2 separate regions of the Mus musculus genome follow, and region 1 is linked to region 2. A link is a loop called in an ENCODE intact Hi-C map of the cell type or tissue named here. Cell type or tissue: heart. All regions are shown on one strand. Links, peaks and the distances in the headings refer to the core of each region. The heading gives the core; the rest is flanking DNA.

Region 1 (6,938 bases), core at 1,001-6,000, 110 kb before region 2:
TATGTATGTGTATGTACATATATGTATGTGTATATGTGTGTGTGCATATATGCTCATGTGTGTGTGCATGTATGCTCATGTGAGTGTGTATGTATGTTTGTATGTATGTGTGTGCATGTATGTGTGTATGAATATATGTGTGTGAGTGTATTATGTGTGTGTTTGTGTCTGTATGTGTGTGTGTGTGTGTGAATATGTGTGTTTGTGCCTGTATGTGTGTGTGTGTGTGTGTGTGTGTGTGTGTGTGTGTGTGCTGTTAAGGAATTTATTAAATCAACTTAAAAATAGTAATAACAGGAGAATCACTCCTAAGAGTTAACCCAGTAGTTAGTCAGTCCTTGAGACTTAGGGCCTCCACAGTCAGAGTAGTTCCACAGTGTCTGTTTCTCACTTGGCATAGGGGGAGGGGGGGGTAATAACTGCTAGTTGCTCAGTCCACAAAGCCTGAGCCTTGGCAGTCCCAATCTAGCATTAGAAGCTGGAAGTCAGGAGGTTTTCTGAAGATCCACTTGTTCCTATTCCAGGATAAAAACTTAGGACTGGCTCAGCTATCAGTGAAGGAATCAGAAACAGCAGCAGCAACCAGAGAAATCTGGAAGTCAGGAAGGAAGGCCAAGCATCAAAGGATGCTCTTCAGCCGCTCCTTGCTCATCTGGACTCTTACCTGACGGTGCTGCCCATAGTGGGGCTGGGTTTTTCCATGTCAATCAAAGCAATCAGGACAGATTTTCAGGGGTGGCTCCATCCTTGGGTGCCTCTAATTTGTGACAAGTTGACATTAAAACCAACTGTAAGAGCTGCCCTATGGCCCGGATTCTATCATTTCTAGCCACCGTCCTCCACATCAAAACTTGGATGATTTTCGAAAACAGAAAAGTCTGCTGACAATTCAGAAGGCTGAAAAGTGGGTGTTGAAGGAAGGTTACACTGAACTAAGCAAATCCCAGAGGAAGTGCCGAAGAAAGAGCCTGCTCAGCCACGGAGACTCTCTGGTTAGAATATGCCTGCACTTATATCTCTGTACGCGGTCTCCATAGTTAAAGTATCACATTTTCCATGGTTTGATGAAGACTCCAGAGCCCTTAAGATATGAATTGCTATAATTCCTAAATCAAACAGCATTCAATTCAGTTCCAGACCATTGCTGGGTAATAAGACCGGTATTTCTTATTTTAATTAGTCATTTTCTACTTCTAACAACTTCTTTGACAATCTTGGATTGCTTGTTTGTTTATATGTGATAAAAGCCATGTTTCGCTAAAAATATAAATGCTACATTTGAATGTCCATTTACATTTTAGTAGTTATAGAAATAAACTTTCCAGGCCTTTAGATTATAGCTTTTTATAGGCACTGAATACAATCACCTAATCTATTTTAATATTATCCCTTTCAGCTGTCTCGTGAGTAACTACTAACACAGCAGAGATATCAAGTGGATAATGTAAATTCAAGACTAACTGCCTGAATACTCATCAGAAACTGTCTTTTAGTTTGCCTGGAAATTTGCTCCTGACATTTGAAATATCCCAGATGAATAAATAGGAATATGGTCACATAAAAGTATTTTGTGCTGGATTTTAAATGCCCCCAGTATGAAAACCAATTTTTATACTTGCATCCTGAATAAAGTACAGGGTGCTTGCTCCTTGAATATCTAGGGTTACAATAAGTTTATCAGGGGTTCCCAGAGCCCATGGGAGACAGTACACAGCAGCCTATAACTGCAGTTACAAGTGACCTATCTAATACTCTCTTCTCGATATTCCAGAAATCTACACTGGCATGTGCATACCCACACACCTACACCTAATCAAAAAGTAATAAAAGTAAGTACATCATTAAATGGAGATTGCATCACAATTTAAAAACTGCTTTCCAAAGTGTATATGGCTATTGTGTGTACGAGAGCACTCCCCAAGCACACAAAACTAAAATTGTTTGAAAATTTAGTGAGCTATGTATGAATGTATTTCTATCAAAAGGAATAGATACAATTATGTGCTCATTCTTTGGTGGTTACATCTACGTGTTTCCTTTCTGTGTTTCATATTCTGCATCAGATATTTTGAAAGGTCATTTTTTAGCATGAGCATCTTCTCAGACTACAAAGAGGTGAAATTACATGGGAGAAAACTTCAGTCCTGCTTTTTATCAGGGTTTCCCTTTCAAGTATGCCTGTTAAACTGCACTGACCCATCCTAACTTGCTGCAGGAACTCTAAAGGCAAGTGTTCCTCCATTGAGTAGAAGTCTCAGGAAATTCATTTCTTGGAAATATTATTCTGGCAGTAAACAAACGAGAATACCTCCGGAGATCAGGGGAGGTGTAGGAGTGTTGACTGTGTTTTTATAGGGTAGATTGACTCCAAACATCTTCAGTTAGGACAATCTTTTCCCCCTTCTTTTTTTATTTTATTTTATTGTTAACTCTGGAATGTTCTTCTCCTGTAGTTATGCTCAGGGAACTCCACATGCCATCCTAGCTAGTGGGACCCCCCATATTGCTAATCTAGACTCGGAACACTTTCAGCATGTGCTCAGAGGCCTTAACAAAACTCTAAAGTTCCAACAACTACAATTTTTTTAAAAAATCCATGTTCCTTAAAAATTAGACGGAAATGGAGGCTAAATTCCCAAAGCTCAGTCTAGGTTTTGGTCATACAGTTATGTATGCATAGAGAGCATGCAGAAAGGCCCCTGAAAAGCAACCTGGCTACAATCCAAGCTCTAATCTCCACTCCCACAAGCCACCGGCTTGTGACTTCAGCCAGTCACAGGTTCCCTAGATTGCAATGTTCTTTTCTTCCGGCTCACTCAGGCATACAAGCAAATGCAGAAAACAAGTATAAATGTGACTGCCTGCCTCCCCAGTCCAAGCTCCCTGTTCCCTCTGTGAGTCTTCCCGAGGGGCATGTCTGGTCCTTAATTATAAAATCACAAGGCATTCCAAAACCCTCTAGGAGTCTGCTTAGAAAAGGAGTCCCTGGCTCATTAGCACACCCATATAGGTCACCAAGGAGCAAACCTTCCAGACTGCGTTCATGATTTATGTAGCACCAAGTCATTAAGATCCTAAAATGGTGAGATTCAGGCCCAACCTTTAAAACCAGTTATGAAAAGCTGAGTATGGAACAGAAACTACCCACCCAGGGGATACAAGTTCAGGGGTCATGGACAGAAAATGGTCAGATCTATGGGATGACAGATAACACTTAGCACCGAATGCCAGTGACAACAGCTATGCCCTAGATGGGACCCATGTTAAGGCTCAGTCAGGAGCAGCCAGGGAATGGCCGAAGAAGGTGCCATGCCTAGGTTGAGAATTCTAGACAGAGGGCTTCTCAGTGCTTCTAGTACTGATGAATAGAGGCCATAGGCAGGCAGGGCAGCTTCGGATGCACGGCCTGGACAAGAGCTTCCTGAACCTCATTGGCTTGACAAAGAGGAGAGATGGGGAGCATGCAGTTAGACCCAGAGAGGGACTACAGCAGTTTCCAGTGCTTCGCTGCACTGTCATGGCTGCAGCTTAGAATCTTTTAATCTGTGCCTGCCATCTTAGAAGTCTTGGCAAGCTCTGTGTTCCAGGTTACTGTGCATGTGCAAGCTGATGGGCAGGCCAGCAGCAGCATGATGTTACTAGCAGCAGAAACACGACCTGGCATCCTTAGCAGATAGTCAGGAAGCAGTCCACACACCTTGGTGAGTTGCTATGAATGTAGTCACTCTATTGCCCGCCTGCTAGAGTACGTGGCGGGTTGGGGTTTCCCCTTGCTAATTGAAATGTGCCACCATGGGGTTTATGCATAAAAAGCCAAGAATGCTAAAGCTTGCTACACAGTTTGGGTAAGTTCCCCTTGTAATCCACTGGCTGCTGAATAAAGATGTTAATTTGGCTTTAAAAGTCTGTGTGTCAGCTCTAAATAGGATGTCTCCATCAAATCCCTCCCCTCAGATCTCAGGGAACAGGAGGCAGAAGGAATATGGAAACCAGAAGGGGGAGAGGATATGAGGAGAACAAATCCCTCTAAATCAACCACTCAAGGCTCCTATGAACTCAAAGACTGATAACAGCAAGCAGAGGGCCCCCAGAGTTCTATCTCAGGTCCTCTGTGTAGCTATTCCAGCTTTCAGGTTAGTATTTAATGGGACTCCTGAGTGTGTGAGTGAGTGCGTCTCTGCTTCTTCTGCCTTTTCTTGGGGCTCTTTTCCTTCTTCTGTGTTGCCTTGTCCCACATCAATGTGATGGGGTTTGTTTCATTTTATTTTATTTTTTATATGCGGTTGTTATCTCTTAGAAGTCTGTCTTTTTCTAATGAGAAACGGAAAAGAAGTGGGTATGGATGTAAGAGGAGGTGGGAAGGAACCTGGAGATGAAGAAGAAGGGAAAACTGTAATCGGAATATATTGTTTGAAAGAATAATCTATTTTTAATAAAAGGGGGAAAAGAAAATCTGTTTTCAATGAAAGGGAAAAAGGAGTGTGTTTTCTGTATAAGTTACCTTGTAACATTTGATCAGTTTAGTTAGTTGATTTTTTGTTTTTCCATACAAGGTCTTACTCTGTAGCATAGGCTAACCTCAAATTCATGGATGATTCTTTTGTCTCAGCCTCTTAAATTATGGGATTACAGAAAGGAGTAACCACCTCTGCATTACTGAACTTTGGACTCTGTACTGGCTAGTTTTGTGTCAACTTGACACAGCTGGAGTTATCACAGAGAAAGGAGCTTCAGTTGAGAAAATGACTCCATGAGATCCAACTGTAAGGCATTTTCTCAATTAGTGGTCAAGGGGGAAAGGCCCCTTGTGGGTGGGACCATCTCTGGGTTGGTAGTCTTGGTTCTATAAAAGAGCAGGCTGAGCAAGCCAGGGAAAGCAAGCCAGTAAGGAACATCCCTCCATGGCCTCTGCATCAGCTCCTGCTTCCTGACCTGCTTGAGTTCCAGTCCTGACTTCCTTGGTGATGAACAGCAATGTGGAAGTGTAAGCTGAATAAACCCTTTCCTCCCCAACTTGCTTCTTGGTCATGATGTTTTGTCCAGGAATAGAGACCCTGACTAAGACAGACTCCAATGGCCTTCTCTATACCAGCAGCTGAAGACAGTCCCAGCTCTGCAGAGAGCTTCCCCTAGTCCCCTTGTGGTGTTGACTACAGCTCCCTTGAGCCCTGGAGCCCCTCTGCTCCTTTCTTGGGACTAGAACCTGTCTCTCCACAGTGCAGGCTAAAGACCTGAGAAAGAAGGAAATACTGACCTCCAGGTGGAAAGAAGATTCATGGGTTCACAGCAAGTGGCTCTCAAACAGCAGTGGTCACACCCATCTCTCTTGTTCCTGCAGCTCTCTATCATTCTGCCAATAAATGCAAGGTATAGATGACAAGGGGACCCAGCCTAATTCCCCACAACTGTTTCTAAAACCAGGGTTTTAGTAACAATGAGTAGTCCCTTCATGGGCTCTAGGCACTGTGCCTCAACAGACCCTTTTCTATATGTAAAAAATCAAAGCAAACAAAAGATTGAAAATAGTTGTTTTTACAAGTGTTGGCATAAAACAAATATTTTGACACTATGCATAGAAATGCTTTTTCTGACCGAAATGTTCTTTTTCTCTTCTTCTGATTTTAAAAGAATTAAAAACTCTTTTGTGAGCTCCTAAAGGTACCACAGGCCCTAAACCCTGGCCTGTTGTTTCCCAGTGAGTGTTGCCCACTCCAGCCTATAAGTTCCACACCAAATGGCGTGCTCAGCCTGGTTTTTCTATTCTTTGCTGTTGTGTTTCAGTTTTCAAAACCAATGTGTGTCACACAGAAAACCGGAGAGGAAAACCTTTGAATTGTTCTCAGTGATGTCAGAGAGCTCACCAATCTCTTTTGTGAAGCTTCCAAGAGTTGAGTTATCCCCAGATACATTAGTGCTGGAAACCACTGGGACAGCTGGGTACAGCCTTCCAGCTGTTACAACAAAGGCACAAAACACGGGAAAACCAAAGACCCACGCGGCTTAGCTGCTGGGATTGATGATTGATTTCTGTTTCTCTTGCCTCCTCCTCCGTTTTTTGGCTGCCAACTACTCAGGCTACCTCCCCAGGGTTTCTGGCCCTTGAGAAGGACTGTGCCCTTGCCAACCTGGGGACGTTAAGCTCAGCTTTCTAGCTTTGGAATCCACTATGTACTCAGTCGCAAGCCGACTGAGCCTCAGCCATAATTAGCTGTAATGTGTTTATGGGGCCAAGAGAATTTAAAACATGCAAGACATGAGTCAGGACAGAATGATATCAAAATCCTTGTTTGTTTTGGGTTTTAGTCTAATCTCATTGGGTTCTACACACACCATTGTTTTTCTTGGATATTAGCAATGGAGAGAGATGGGGGAATCCCTGCAGAAGGTTTATATTCATGCCCAGACCCAGACGATCCAGATTCCCTTGTGGAAGACTTTATGTTCCATAAACTCACACCCTAGACAGTGGGCTTAGCCCCAGAAGGTCACATTTGCTTTCCTTTCACTGGGTTAATGATCCCATAAATGTTTGCTCTTTTGACCAATACCGTCTCAAAGTAGATGTGTGCCTATTGAATAGCAAGAAAACAGGCACACAGTGAAAGGCTAGAGGCAGAAGAAGCCGTGACATTGGGACGTTCTTGGCATTTCGACAGTACTAGAGACTGTAGTCTCTAGTATTTAGTCCAAAGACCATGAGAGTTTAAGGACCTCCTACGTTCTTTGCATTTCTGTGGCTCATATGTTCTGTGGAGTTGTTTCCTGATGACAGAACCTATCTCAATTCAGACAGCAACAAAATGACCAACTAATTCCAGTGTCATATAACAGCCTCCAAGAAAGGACATTTCTCCTAGAGAAATCTCAAACTGTTCCCACGTCTATCCCCAGCCTGCATATCTACCACCACATCAAGATCTAGCCCTTCCTGGTGTTAC
Region 2 (7,911 bases), core at 1,798-6,797:
TATGATCTGATGGACAAAAACCTGCAACCCCTGTGCATGGAGTACAAAGGAGAGACATCAGATCCACTGATAATTGGCATGGTTTAACAAAGTTATCATGGGATCCTTGGAGACCTCTGGATAGTCCCTGCCAACTATATTAAAAGTAAGTGACCCAGAAGGTGGGTGTAAGAAAGTAATTTTTGGATAAAATCAGATAAAAGGGGGTTTCCAATGAGATGGGAGGGATGCAAACACGATCTGAGATACTAACCAAATGGCAGGTTTGAGGTTTAATTTTTCTTCTTAATCTTTTTCCTTTGGAAATAATTGTATCTTTTTTGCAGTCCATTCCAGCCTGCCAACCCTTGAGCTACATGTAGTCTGTATTTGTCAAACTATGAGTGAGCAGATCAAGCCAAAGATGAAAAATAAGGACAATCTCCCATGAGATCTGTGTCAGGATGCCCCTTCCCCAGAGATGCAAAAGCTGTGTAGCTGAGTCCCTGGAGTCCACTTGAGTGGATGAAGCCACCACCCAATACTCCCTTTTCCACCCTGGCTACTCCTCAAATGGCTTCCCTTCCTTTCTTCCTCTCTCTCTCTCTCTCTCTCTCTCTCTCTCTCTCTCCCTCTCTCTCTCCCTCTCTGCCATGCAGAGCACTAGGCCTTTCTCAGACACTTCATCCCCGCTCTGGGCACGATGAGGAGTGAAATGTGCCTCTGAATAGAGAAGAGAAGACAGGGTGGATTAATGGCAGAAGAGTAACACAGCCCTCGCAGAACAAAACGAGGGTGACCCGGACGAAACAAAGCGCCACAATAGATCATTTCTGAGAAGTCACCCGGCAGCTTTGAAACCACAGGCTGCGTGCTCCGGGGCAGTGAGTGTCACATCCATGGCTTTCAGGAGGCATGAATGGACGGGAACAGTAACTCTTTTTCATGCCTCTTTCAGAGGGCTTGTCGGTGGAGAAGGATTTACCATTCAATTCCCATACTTTTATGTGGGAAATTAGGAATTTGCCCCTTTAAAAGAAATTGCCTTTTAAACTCTTCATAAATTGTGGCGGTTTTATAGATTTACCCAAACTTCTTCTTCCTTCATGTCCTTCCACTTATATATCATTTTTAAATATTCATAAATACAGAGAGAGAGAGAGGGAGAGAGAGAGAGAGAGAGAGAGAGAGAGAGAGAGAGAGAGAGAGAGAAAACTCTCTTCTCCTCTTTGCTCAAAAATCTATTCAAGGCATGTCCCCGCAATAGAGACATTTCAACTTTCTGTCCCATGCCCAGTTGGATTCCCCCCCCCCCCATGGCTGTGTTATTTCACCATTTTTCATGAAACACTCAAACTCTTTTGCAAAAAAAAAAAAAAAAGTCACTAGGGGAACTACATAGGTGGCAAGTGCTAGGCAGAGCTGGTGAGATGAAAACCGACCAGGTCACTCACTCACCCTCAGCAATGACGTAGAGTTCTGTGCGCTTCCCTCGCCAGCCCCGGCACAGGGATTGTCCGGTAAAAACACTCAAGCTTTTCTAGGAGTGGGTTGTATACCTTATTTCCAGCCACCTTGGTCCAACACTGGGCCTCCCTACCTGGCTGTTTGCTTCCCAGAAGCCCACAGTGTTTGGCCATATTAATCTCATTAACCTTCCCGATCAGTTTCAACAGCAGTGAAGACTTGAGAACGTGGAGTTCCTGGCAGAGAAGTTGAGCCTTGGCTCCCTGCCAGTACATTTGAACATTTGATCTGGCTCCCCAGGCCCCTTCCAGAGCCTTTTTTTTTTCCATAGGAAGAAAGCACAAACAAGAAAGCCTTGCCATACGAAATGCAGCCATGTGTGACTCCAAGCTTGGCCCCCCCTCCCTTCTCTTGCCAGAATGTTCCTAGTCCCCGGTCCTTAGAGCAGAGGGAGCAGCTGAGATGATGATGCCTGCCTTTCTCTGGGGTCGGTCGGTCGACCATGCAGCACCTTGGGCACAGTCCCCCAAACGGAGCAGCCTTTAGGCAAGAGATGGAAAGAGGAGAGGGTTGGGGGAGGGGAGCAGAAGGCCTTCCTCATCAGCAGGTCTATAAGGCCAGACGAGGTGATGGGGGCTTCGAAATACTTCCTCCTGTGCAAATGCTGACAGTGGACCTCTGTTCTTTCAGGTTTCCTAGATTAGAAAAACAAAAACAAAGAAGGCTCTAAATCAGTGGTTCTCAACCTGTGGGTCTCGACCCTTTCACAGGGGTCGCCTAACACCATCAAAGACAACCAAGATTTGCATTAAAATTCATAACCGTAGCAAAATCACAGTTATAAAGTAGCAACAAAATAATTTTATGATTAAGGGGGGGGGGTCACTAAAGCATGAGGAACTGTATTAAAAGTTTGCAACATTAAGAAGGTTGAGAACCACTGCTCTAAATAGACTTGACTGGAATGAATTCAGACCCTGACATCACTTCTCTGGTTTTTAATAAAAAAAAAAAAATCAATTTTCTATTTCAGAGGGCATTAACAAGCTGAGAATGAAGGGCCCAGGACTGACTGCATCACACTCTGAACCTGGAGATGGAACTAGCTCCTTCCCTGTTGATAATCATGTCAAAAGAGATATACTACTGCTTCTTGATTTTAATTTAATTTTCTTTATATAGTGTGCATGTGTCTGGGCAAGTGTGTGAGCACATGTGTATGAAGGTGCCCACAGAAGGCACAGAGTACATTAGATCCCTCTGAGCTGTGGTTATATGTGTCTGTAATCTTCTTAACATGGGTGCAGGGATCTAAGCTCTGGTCCTCATGAAAGAGCAGCTAGTCCTCTTAACTTCTGAGCCAGAAATATTGGCCTTATCAGAAGTAATATTTGCCTTAAAATTAATTCTTTGGGGTTCAAGTTCCATAGTAAAGTTCTTGACTACATACGTGACTGAGACCCTGGGTTCCATCCGTAGCTTTGAAAGAAAATTCAATTAATATTTGAAGAAAATGGAAGCTCTTAAATATAGGTTTCAGTTGCCTGTAAAAAATAGGCAGCTTTAATGATCTGGGAAGGTTTGATTTGTAATTTAAAGTATTTGTTTTGATTATGTTTAATTTAAATATATGTTATCATTAAGCATATATTGCAGTGTGCTTAACTATTTAATTTTAAATTTCAGTATTTCCACTTCTTTACTGTCTCTAAACTTAGAAGAACTTTCAAAGTCCAGGCCCCTTAGGAGCTTTCTAATCCCCATGGCAACAACTCTCACATCACTCAGAAGCAGCAGCAAGGCTCAGCACCTCTAGGGAAACTCTTTCATCAGCCTGGCCCACACCACGGAAGCAAGCACACTGAAGGTGACATCACCCTGAGCTCCTAAGCAGCACCTCCAGCCATTTGGAATTGGGACAGCATGCTGCTTAAGAATCCTTTCTTCCAATGGAACCTTTAAGAAAATCAGCTTCTGCTTATAACTATGGACAAGTTTAAATATATGGCTACAGAAATTCTTCCTTGATTTTGCTTACAACGTTTTCAACCTGCAAAAGCTTTCTTTGTAAAGTCTCATTTCTGTTATTGTGGCAAAATGCCCTCGCACAGGTAATTTAAAAGAGAATGGGTTTTCTATGCCTTATATGTTCCAGGGTAGACACTAGTCCATCATGGCCTGGCAACTAGATCAAGGCCATTGGCTCACATTGCATCGTCAATCCAGCAACAGAAAGCAATGAGGAAGTGGGAACAAGCTTTAAACGCTCCAAGCCCCACCTATATTGACGCACTTCCTCCTTCTGGGCAGGGTTCCACTGCCTAAAAGTTCTAACTTTCTCAAATGGCACCACAAGACGAAGACCCAATTATTCAACCACAGAACCTGCAGGATACATTCACATTCAAACTACAAGAGCCAGTGCACCTTACCAGGAGCAACTGCACACACATATCTTGTCATGGGATTTGTCCACAAAGCGGTAAATATATTTAGACATTCAAGCGACCTATCCTTCTTCTACCACAAGTCTGGCTTAAAATTGTTCAGTAACTGTAGGGAGTCATTCTGATGCTTTGATCGGGAATCTGCGCATGAGAGCTGAAGGTCCTGTTCCCCAATTGGTTCTTGCTTGATGAAGCAAGATGTTAGCAGCCAATGGCTGGGAGGAAGATGCAGGGCTTCCAGATTTCCACAGACAGGCTAGGAGACACCAGAGGAAAAGAAAATTCACCATGCTTCAGAGGGAGAGAGAGCCACCAGTCATGGGAGATCTCAGGTGGAGTGGCCATTGGCTGCTTGCCTGACTGGTACTAGAGTAGCTAGCAGGCAGGAGATTAGGAGCACAAGTAAGCTGAGGACAAATTTAGGGTGCTGAACAAGGAGAAGATAACCAGGCAACAAGTTGAGGGCAGATTTAGAGGTATTGAGCTGGGAGTGAAGGCAAGGGCATGTTAGCCACAAGAGGTTTAGAAGTGCCTGGCCATTGAACTAAAAAGCATATTAAAAATAAGCTTGTGTGTGTGTGTGTGTGTGTGTGTGTGTGTGTGTGTGTGTGTGTGTGTTTGTGTGTGTGTTTGTCTGTGTGTGTGTGTCTGTGTGTGTGTCTGTGTGTGTGTGTGTCTGTGTGTGTGTCTGTGTGTGTGTGTGTCTGTGTGTGTGTGTGTGTGTGTGTGTGTGTGTCTGTGTGTGTGTCTGTGTGTGTGTGTGTGTGTGTGTGTGTGTGTGTCTGTGTGTGTGTCTGTGTGTGTGTTTCATCCACAGATCTAAGGGAACCAGGGTGGTGATTGGTAATGCCATCTGCCCAGATCTTGAAAGTGGAGTAGTAGAAACTACACACTACAAGTAACTTCATGTCTAATGAAGAATAAGTCCTGTCTCCTATACAGTGTCTCTTTGCCTTCTTCTTGCTTTCCATTCCTTGTGTCCAGGAATTTTTTTCTTTCCAGGGATTCTACATATACCTAGACTTGTCTCTGGACTTGAAATGGCATGCCACCTCTTGTATGCTTTGTTTCTTCTCTTTACTTTGGGCTCAGCTAAAATGCCAACTCACAGTGACATTATCTGATCATGCCATTAGAAGATAAATTCATGTTTCTTTTGCTGGCATTTCCAGTATTTAGCATGGAGCAGGAACAGAATCTATGATTTGTGTCTATGGAATGATGTAAAAAGGGAAGAAGACACACTATTGAAGTCTGTTGAGTAGCACTCATACTACATTTGTTCAATACATGTGATTGAAGACAATATTAACTTGTCAGTCTGAGAACGTTCTAGATTCTTCAAGGTCAAATATAAGGTCATATATTGACCAAGACTTGAAATTCATCCATTCACAGGATGAAATCAGTTCTTCTATTACACAATACTGTGGTATTATTGGTCAGTGCAGGGTATCATGATGCTTTGTTTTAGGTGGTAATGAAGAGATCCAGGCTTCCTCTGGAGTAGCTCTTGAAGCTGCAGGACATTGTTTGGTCCAGTGGGGATGCCAGCACAACTAAGTACCATTCCATTGGAGGAGTAAGCAAAGGTCCAGGAGGAACTGTGTCATTGAAGCTATGCAGAGTTGTCCACATACTTGGGCTCATGTTTCACTGTTTAAGAGTGTTTAAGAGGAATATGAGAAGAGCAATTGAGTACAATGAGGGACACAGCTGTACAGACTTCTTCCTCGATCCCAAGAGAGTCCCAGCTTATGGGTTTCTTTGCATGAGTTCTTGACCAAAGTACTTAACATTCCTAGGACTTAACTTGATCACCTTTCAAGTAGTAGCTACCATATCTTAATTATATTATAACTATTCGAATTAAATTCACAAGTTCATGTGAAGTGCTAAGGAATGTTTGTTTGTTTGTTGTTTATTTGTTATGAAGAAACACTTGACAAAATTATTTAGATTATTTTTGTTTCACTATGTTCTTTGTGTCCTTGTTCAACCTCCCATCTCCTCATCCTGAAGAGTTAGAGTTCTCTGGGCTCTTAAATGCCACTGTTGCCTAAAGTCTCTTCCCAGCAACCCATGATCTCTCTCCATTCTTATCCTGTGCTTGATTCTCTTTGTTTATGATGTTGTATGGTGTTCCCCATCTCAGGAGCATTTCTCTTGCTGATTATGCTATGACCTCCTCCCATAGCAGATAGTTCTGGCAGCTGCTAACATCTCACCCAATGGGGCTTTACTATATGCACTCAACATACACTCTTTGATTTATTGAAATGGATTAAAATCAGCTCTACATGACCTTAGAAAAACAAATTATTCGAAAGATTAGTTCCAAACATTGGCAGATTCCACTTTTTTTTTTAACTAGTAAAATGTTCTGCTTATATGTTAGCCATTCATGGCTAACTTACCTCTTTCTGTAGAAAAAGTTGAAATGTGGCTAGTATTATATAACACACTGAAACTTCTGGTAACTCAGGATATTCCCTTCTTGGGTGGTGTTTATTCTATGCCACAAACACCTGAATTACTGAAACTGGAGTCAGTCCATGTTCCCTGGTTGGGGTTCTAGTACCTTGTGGACTGGCAAACATGTCTGACAAAAAAATAAAAAATAAAAATGTGGGGAATGCTTGGCCTTCCGTTCATCTGAGAATTATGCCATTTTCCAAGAAAAGCTAAATGGCTCATTCATGCTTTCGTCTCTCTTCCTCCAGGCTGGTTTCCTGAGGATATTTCTTCTCCAGGCTGGCATGTTTTCTTTCTCTCTCTCTCTCTCTCTCTCTCTCTCTCTCTCTCTCTCTCTAAATAGGCTGCAATAAGCTGAGAATTTTAGACTTAAACTTAAACTGAATGAATCTTGATTCTGTTATGAAATGAGATCTATTAGCCCTCATTTCATCTATTACAGAGAAAAATACCCTCCAAGTGAAGGCTGTCCACTCAGTGGCTTCTGCTGACCAGCTCCCCCCACAGTGGGATTGTATCCACATGAAATCTCTCAGCACCAGCTCAGGGCAGAACTCACTAATAAGCACCATCAGGTAACTGAGCTGGGGTTTTTTCCCCCTTTCCGCATCACTTTTATCATCAAGAGGAGCGGAGACTTCCACATTTCAAGAGCTTTTTGCACAGGAAACTCTAGTATGGCCTTCACACAGCCTGAATTCTCCAGGGGGGAAGTCATGGAGCGACCTGGAAAACTTGAGCAGAGGAACAAAGCCCCTTGGCCGGATGGCATCCATCTGGGGCTTCCAGCGGGAGACTGGGATGTATATATACCGCCGGCAAACCTGGGGCATGCTCCAGACCACCTCAGTCTTCAAAATCTGTTTTCAAAATAGAAGACGTAATAAACTACATACCTCTGGTCCAAAATATGCTCCCCTGTGCTGTGCTGTGCTGTGCTGTGCCGTGAAGTTCAATGCAGAGAAGGGAAAGGTGTTGTTTGGCTCACCTGGAAGAGACTCAGGCCAGTGAAGACTGGCCACAAAAGAGTTCTGGAAAAATCTCTCGGAGAACAAAAGACATAGACAACCTTGCCAATGTGTAAATATGTCTCTTCCAAAGTAAAAGGAAGGTTTCTGTTTATCAAAGCGACAAACCAGACAGGGTCCTGGAGATGATAGCTTGATCTTTATTCCCAAAGGAATGATAAGGAGCATTCAAGTGGAAGAAGTGGTGGCTATGCATGGCCTCGGGAGCGCTCCAGTGCCAAAGTAACAGGCTGCAGGCTGTAAGAGCTTGTTGACCTGGGCTGTGCACATTGAGGTCACTAACCTCCAAGTGCTACCATGTAGCTGAGGATTAGAGAAGCTGAATAAGCCATGGGTATCCCTGTCACACAGTGCATGGAAAAGGTTCTCTTATGTATAAGGATGATGGACTACCAATGACTTACCAATGAGTAGTTGGTCCTAATATATGGTGCATTCCTATAATCCTTGCACTCGAAAAGCTGAGGCAGGAAGATCATGAGTTCGAGTGAAGCTAGAACACATCACAAGACTCT

The links. A loop is a pair of places that touch in the nucleus more often than their neighbours do. Peaks named below come from ENCODE experiments on the same cell type or tissue, not always from the same donor. Only the 100,000 strongest peaks of a DNase experiment are listed, where the experiment ranks them.
Region 1: a loop joins it to region 2, with 2.1 times the contacts of the local background. A loop is called at or near these places in 3 of 42 quality-filtered maps.

The regions. Positions count from the first base shown.
Region 1 is chr1:42,521,836-42,528,773 of GRCm38, forward strand. No RefSeq gene overlaps it. Among named protein-coding and RNA genes, the nearest start is that of Gm46089, 48 kb to the right of the region's middle. In heart, for the core only: no CTCF peak of the experiment used is centred there; no DNase peak of the experiment used is centred there.
Region 2 is chr1:42,628,212-42,636,122 of GRCm38, forward strand. Gm30248 (a long non-coding RNA gene) reads right to left here. Exons shown (of 3, transcript XR_373380.2): 1 at 7,265-7,911; 2 at 1,438-2,141. Among named protein-coding and RNA genes, the nearest start is that of Gm30248, 7.6 kb to the right of the region's middle. In heart, for the core only: no CTCF peak of the experiment used is centred there; a DNase peak (open chromatin) is centred at 4,250.